Linked DNA regions of Homo sapiens: regions 1 and 3 are each linked to region 2. Evidence: chromatin loops called from intact Hi-C (ENCODE). Cell type or tissue: heart right ventricle. All regions are shown on one strand.

The links. A loop is a pair of places that touch in the nucleus more often than their neighbours do. Peaks named below come from ENCODE experiments on the same cell type or tissue, not always from the same donor. Only the 100,000 strongest peaks of a DNase experiment are listed, where the experiment ranks them.
Region 1: a loop joins it to region 2, with 6 times the contacts of the local background. A loop is called at or near these places in 7 of 110 quality-filtered maps.
Region 3: a loop joins it to region 2, with 5 times the contacts of the local background. A loop is called at or near these places in 20 of 110 quality-filtered maps.

Annotation. Positions count from the first base shown.
Region 1 is chr1:170,536,467-170,538,966 of GRCh38, forward strand. All of the region lies in intron 1 of GORAB (golgin, RAB6 interacting), which reads left to right. Among named protein-coding and RNA genes, the nearest start is that of GORAB-AS1, 5.1 kb to the left of the region's middle. In heart right ventricle, no CTCF peak of the experiment used is centred here; no DNase peak of the experiment used is centred here; H3K27ac peaks cover 2,450 bases.
Region 2 is chr1:170,009,473-170,011,972 of GRCh38, forward strand. The region is part of intron 10 of KIFAP3 (kinesin associated protein 3); the gene reads right to left. Among named protein-coding and RNA genes, the nearest start is that of KIFAP3, 64 kb to the right of the region's middle. In heart right ventricle, a CTCF peak has its summit at 1,148 (motif pointing right); a DNase peak (open chromatin) is centred at 1,166.
Region 3 is chr1:170,880,617-170,883,116 of GRCh38, forward strand. LOC124904455 (a long non-coding RNA gene) reads left to right here and starts at 2,312. Exons shown (of 2, transcript XR_007066730.1): 1 at 2,312-2,500. In heart right ventricle, a CTCF peak has its summit at 1,499 (motif pointing left); no DNase peak of the experiment used is centred here; H3K4me3 peaks cover 664 bases.

The DNA of each region.
Region 1 (2,500 bases), 530 kb after region 2:
CAGTATCGTGTATTGAAGAGAAAGTGCATCCACAGGATCTTATACATTACTAGAGGGAGCACACTTTGGAAAGCATTTTCACATTTCTTCTAAAGTTATATTTTGTGACTCAGTAGTTCTTAGATAATATCCAAAGCAAATTCTTGTACATGTAAAATAAGAGACACATTATTGAAATTTACAAAAGCAAAAACCTGTAACCAACCTAAATGTCTATCAGTGGAAGAAGATCAATAGACTCTGGTTTATTCACACAATGAAATGTTATACAACAAAATGAATGACTGCTGAAACATAGACAATATGAATGACTATTGACAGTGTAATATTAAGTAAAACAGATGTACAGCACAAAACCCTTTTTATAAAGTCAAACAACTAAGTAAATACTTTTTAGAAATATTTGTAGATGCAATATGACTATTAGAGAAGGAAGAGAATAATCAACATATGATTCAAATGATAGTTTTCTGAGGTGGAGGGAGCAGGGCTTAAATAAAGGATATGGAGTATATATCACAAACTGGTAGCCCATTAGCTTAATTTAACCCAAAAATGTATGTGGCTTTTCAGCTTTGCCTCCTTTCTTTCCCCTTCTTTCTTTTTTCCCTCCTTTCTTCCTGCCTGCCTTCCTTTCTTTCCCTTCTTCCCTCCCTCCCTCTTTCATTCCTTTCTTTCTTCTTTGTCTCTCTTTCTTTTATCCAATCTTTACATTTCTTTTAGTTAATAATGGTGATAATCATTGTGTTATTTGCTAAGCCAGCTATACCTGTTGCCTTTGTTTGGGGGTAGGTCCATGTACTAGGTTAGCCATTGCATTGTGAGCAGAAGTGTTATGTCACTACTGGGTCAGCAGTTAATTGCTATAGCAAGACCTTCCTGACCTCTCTCTTCTCCTTGTGTTGTGGTGGCCAGCAACACTGAATACTGACTGTACAGTCAGCCTAGAGCCTTGAGAGACTAATCAGCAGAACCTCTCTGTTAGCCTTTAGTTGGCACTTGGCATTAATGAAAAATAAACCTTTGTGGTTTAAAACCACTAAGATTTGCCCCTACAGCGTAATCTAGATTTTCCTGATTGAAACAGTTCCCTACATTTAAAAATCAAGATATTTTACATAAAAGTCTAAATTGTAATCATAAAAATCAAAATATCTGGCTATGGTGACCTAAATTTTTTAATGATAGCAATTGACTAAAGGTGACTCGGAATTTGCCCCCTTTACACTAGACTTACGCTTCTCAGTTCACCACAGTCTCCTTGATATTTGCAGCCCCTAATACAGAGTGTGGGAAGCAATATGTTCTGTGTTTAAGTGGCCTGATTTGCTTATTGTTTATTGTTTAAAATTAGCATTTTCAGTCTTATAGGTAGGTTCTGTAAAAATGCAAAATAAAATAGAAGTTACTACCTGAATTTCAGAGGAACTATTAATAATTCAGCTAATGAGTTCAACAGGGAGATAAGCAGGCTAAGTGACATTTTTTGATGGTGTGAATAAAGATCAGAGCCAAGAATGTGTTCCTGTTGCAAGATACAGGATACTTTGTGTTTCTGGCTAAAGTCAACAATAACATTTGCTTTTGATAGTACTTCAGTCTTTTAAAAAATATTTTCTGTACATATCTCATTTAATTCTTACACCAACTTCATGCATTAAGTAGAGCAGGTTAATTTTCAACCAGCTTGATAGATGAGGAAACTAAGGTATTGAATAAATAATTGACTTACCTGAGGTCACTGAGCTGGGCAGAAGCAAAGCTGGAATTGTGACTCTAGAGCTTTTAACTATACTTTGGGAAATTCAAATAATAAGCTTGTTTTGCTTCAAAAGTCAATATGCCAAATTTGAAAGTCCCATTTGAGTTGTTCATTTACAAGAACTGATAACTTCACTTCCCAGGCATTTAAGAGAGAATGCTATTTATAGATCTTATGAAATATAGTATGAATGTGGGTCAGATTCTCCAATTGTCTGCCCTAAGATGTTAACACTGGCATGGACAGTCCAAAAAGTATAATAGAAGTGTTATTATTTATAACTTTAAAGATATTTCCCCCCAGTTGTTTTATCTTCTATTGCTTTACTGAGGCTACTATTAAAATCAGTTTGAATGCATTGATTAGAGCCTGACTAGGCTTCGGGGAGTACAACCTTGGATTGTTCTGTAGGATGAAAGACAACAATTTAAGGTTAACTAGCATTCCTAGAAATAAGAGACTTCACTCAATTACATGCCTGTTATAGCATCTGAATATGTATCACATATGTACCAAATTGCCCTAAAAGCTGTTAAAATTTAAGAGAGGGTAATCCCATTTGAAAATGCAACCACCATTTTGTTTCAGTAGAGCAGACAGAACCATAAATCAAATTTAAAACCAGATAATTCAGTCACCTCCCTGATTTGGTCAAAATTAGTTGCTTTCTTTTGACAACTATGAAATCAAGTTGAAAAAGAAACTTCACTTTGTGACCTAAGGCCTAACTCACTGATG
Region 2 (2,500 bases):
TTTAACTTTTATCCAAGAATGAAGGCCCTTCCAAAGAACACATTTCAATTGCGTATTTTATGCTTGCTCTTGTGCTAAAACCATCCTCAAGCATATCAAACAATCCTCAGCTTATGAAATCTCTAAACCAAAGCAAATGAGAGGTGCAACAAAATATATGCATGATGCATCAGACAAAAAGCTAGGAAAATTTAACTTTTCAAGTTACTTTTGAAACACTATCAGTACATATTCTAGGGTACTGAAGAATACACTATGACAAGGAATTTCCTTGCCATCTTCCAACCCAGGATAGTCTGACGTAAGGAAGCACCCTTGAGACATATCAATGTCAAATGGCTTAATAAGTTTTGACAAGGAAAAAAATTTTTTTGAAGATCTGATTCTTGGATAAGCCAAAAAAATCTTTAAACACTTTTAAAAACGTAACACTATAAAAATCCCCAAAAAGACTGCATCTAACAATTAAGTAAAGCCAAGTTTTGTAAGTCCAATTCAATTTGCAGATAATCACATTTGCTGAAGCCAATGGCTATGATAGATCTCCCAGATGGTAGCATTAAGTTACCAGACATAAGAAACTATCTGTCAAAGTATAGGAATGATAGAACTGAAATGATTTATAACTGATACTGAACTAAGCAGAAATAAATTTAGTATCCTTATGAAATCTCAGGAAAATAACATTAAAAAATAAGAAACGAATAAATTTGGCAATATTTAAGAGAAGGAAAACAAAGGAATATTCATATATAAGGTTTTCCATGGAACCAATTAAAATTTTAGATTTTCTGCACTCTTAGGGAAAGATCAAAACTACTCAAACAATTTCAGCATGAGATAGAAAATTTAAAATAATTATTTATAATATTCTTTACAAATCCCTTTTTGTGTCTCTGGTGTTAATAGAAAAAGCTAAAATCAAAATTCTTAAATGAAATGCTTTATGTGACAAAACAATATTAAAATAATTTTTGGTTCTATTGAATTACAGTTTCCCTTAGAGCCTTCCATGGAAAAAGGGCTGAGCTATAACACAATTTCTCCTTTGCCTTTAATTATTCAAATCACAGAACCTTAATTTTATATATTTTTTTCAGTTTGTTTTCCAAGTAAACTTTGAGTGAAGTTATTCAGTCATTAACACCAATCTCACAACAGCAGGGGTCGCAATGTACTAGTTAAATGTTTCAGGAAACTGAGAAGCAGATTAACTGTTCATATTGCATAGATTTATTAGAGCATGAAAGATTCACAACTCATTGTACTCTAGTGAAAATAATCTATCATTAAATATAAAAAAGATTTTTCTGTTGTGGGGGTCCCCAAATTATAATAAAGAAAACCTGCTTAAAAGCTGATAGCATTTCTAGTTGAAACAGCATAAAAATCACTTATGCTAAGTTCTACCATGTGCATTAGCTCCACAGAGAGGCTTCTACACCTCTTAAAAAATAAGTAATTTCTATATATGAAATAGGTAATTCTTTAATTCAGTCAACTGTCAACTTGAACATATATCAAACAGTGAGTTTATTTCTGAAGAAAAAAGCAAACTGACCATTCATGTCTACTGCATACTTTTAAATTCTTTTCTCCACAGTGAAGAAAATGTACCCCAAATACTTTAAATATTTGATTTACAGAAGGTTTCTGCCATTGAATTTCTTTAAATTTTAATTCCATGTAAATCACTCCAGTTATTTGCCAAAAAATAATCTAAAATAATTTAGATTGTCTACTATTTAACACATTAAAAATCAACTAAAAATAAAACTTAAAAAAATCCATCAGAAACAGTGATATTTCTGAAGGTTTGAAGGAAAACAAGTCTAACCACCTCCTCTAGTTCACTATCTTTCATCAAACCAACCAGGAAGATCAAATCAATGAGTAGCTAATAACTAGCATAAAAAAGGGAATACAGTAAAATACAAAGTGTCCATTGCAAATAGAAAAGGTAAATACTGTTTTGTGAACATTTTTGTTTAATTACATATATTAAACAAATGTTTAAATATATATCAAATATAATATGTAATATATAGACATATATTGACATGTGAATATACATGTATATAAACATATACACATTACATACACATGTGAGGGTTGGGCTACACTGTAAAATACATATTTAAAATAATATACTTTTTAACCTTAGGAAAAATATATCTTACTACGGATTGAGGTAAAACAAGTGTGAAAGTCAGTGCTCTAAATAAATTTTTCTTGTCCTTTTCAAATTCATGTCCTTTATAACACAGTTTCCTTACTATATCTTTTGTATAAGCATTGTAGCCAAAGACCACATATGTTAAATGTATCACTGAATTACTCAATTGAGAAGTTTAGCTTACTGTGTTAGGAGTTAATGATTTAATTGTCTACACATGTAACATATATATTAACAAATGTAAAAATGACCATTCTAGTAATATCATGAAATCAATTATACACTAAATGCAATTTCTTTGAACACAGCAGAGAGATACAATTA
Region 3 (2,500 bases), 870 kb after region 2:
AATCAAAGCATGCCGAAATTTCTCTCTTACTTTTTTTGCTGTTCTTCCTCAACCCCACCTTCCTCAGGAATTTTTTTTTTAACTAAAACGTTCTGTGGTTGCTTTCAACCAAAGAAATGGTATAAATTATTGAAGTTTATATGTTTTTTGTTTGTCTTTTTATGAATAGAAAAATATTTGTTATTTTTTAATCAGTTGAGTGGGGGCTGTGTGTGTGTGTGTGTGTGTGTGTGTGTGCATGCACCTGTAATTTCTTACTTTAAATAAATGTTTTCCTATTTTAAAGGCTTTGTGGTACATTGATGAAACAAAATGGACAAACTTTCAGAGACGCTAATTAGTCATTTGGCAACTCTTCTCACAGCCGAAAATATAGTTTTTTTTCCAAAGAGGAAGCAATAAAGTATTATAAGTAAATATTTTTAAACTTCTACTAAAATGCTTGTTGAAATGTAACTGATGTATCTTATGGAAAAAATGCACACTTTTATGACACTTAGTAAATTACTAGAGTTCTGGAATTTCATTGTCTGATGTTAATCAATATATGTTTACACAAATCTCAGTTTATTTTTAAGGAATTGAGAGATAAATGCATTTATATTTTTTAGGAAAGGCAATTAAACCCTTATAAGAAAATAATGTAATGATAATGGTTAATACCTAGTTTAAAATGTTAGCATGAAAATTAATTAACCTAATGTGTACAAAGGACATAAACACTTGCTTGGCTTATGATGAATACTTAGTAAGTATCAGCTGTTATTATACCTGGAGTCACACTGTCTGGATTTAAATCTCAGTTCTGCCATGACTCGGCCTCAGGTCTTAAATTTCTCAATGATAAAATGAGGATAATTATAGTACCTACTCCATAGGATTGCAGTGAGAATCAAATAAAGCCTTGGAAGAGTGTCTAGCATACAGTACCTTCTCACTGACTATTAGCTTTCATTTTTAACCATGAGTGCCCCCAAATGAGAGCATGTTGCCTGGATTATTGGTAGTGGAGTAGATATATGTTTTATCTCAATTAGGGTAAAAATTTTGGAGAAGATAGGGTCTTATTTTTCTTCTGTAGCTCCTGATGTTTCTAGCCTTGTACAGTAAGTATGAAAGCCAGACTCTGCAACTGCCACTGTCTAAATGCATAAATGATTTAGTGAATTAATTTGTAAATTCAACTGGTATGAATTGGTCACTGACAGAAATAGAGAAAACAAACCATTCTTTCTCAACTCATCCAGAGAGATCAAAAAGGAAAAGTTAGATGTTTCTTACAGAACTAATGTTCCCAAATGACTCATTAGCCATATATGTCTTCTTAAAGCCAAAGGGCTTCTCAAAAGAATATTTGTACTTCTCCTATCTGCCCTCTTCTACGAAAAATAGATGGGATTAAAAAGAAAACAAAGACAACAAAAACCAAACCCAACGTTGACGGCTTAGCTGCAGTGTTCGTTCTAGAGCCATTTGTAAAACAGCAATGCCACCTGTTGGGTAGAATATGCAAGTCTGTTATGATTTTTGTGTATTGGAAAAATATTTGTTTATGCCTCCTCTAGGAGGCAAAGTATTGGGTTGCAGTATGAGAAGGAGAGAAAAATGAAAAAATCACTTGCAAAAAGTTTCCTAAGTAGTAAAGCAAATGAAAAGACATATTTCTAGTCATAGCATATGGACAAGTCTCTATTTTAAAACCTAACTTTTTTCCTCCCAAATCCTTCCAAGGATTACATGATCTATCCTGGCATTTGCTCTATTGTTCTTTCACACTCCTTTTATGGGGCTGCTGAAAGCAAAAATAGCAATCTGTAACACCTGTCACTTAACTAAAATGAGACATTACTTTTAATAAAGCAGATAATTGTTTTAACAACTTAGCAAAGATGGGGCCCTGTTTGTGGGGGCTGCAGCAGTTTTGTACTTCTTCTTGTCAGTACTACATAGTCATAAATCTCTGAAATGTAATAAAGAAAGAAAAATCAAAGATGATATTCTGATAGTGAGATGACATATGGATATTAGTCCCTGACCCGGAAAACATAAACAATTTTTGTTTAAGACAGAGTGTCCTCAGAGTTGGAAGTCTATCAGTATTGCTCAAGGTGGTACCCTGAGACTTACCAATGCCTCAGTCTAAAGATGAAACACTCAATGGTATTGCTTTTCCATTGCTAGCAAGCAAATGATGACGTTAAATTTGCTGGGCTTCAGACAGCAGAGAATATCTGGAATTGCTTGCTGGTCAAATATCTTGCTTGGCAGAGATATTTTCTCTAGGACTTCTTTGGATCAATTTCCTGACAATAAGGATCACCCTACTAGAGTAAAGAAAAAGATAGCTGGGCATTCAGAATATCAGATGCCAGTTAAGTGTATGTACAAAAACTACAATATAAGGAAATGTCCAATGTCATATGAGTGGCATGAGTGATTTGGGAATTTATAGGTCATAAAAATTCCAACTGAGATAAACAGGGAAGACTGGCAGGAGGAC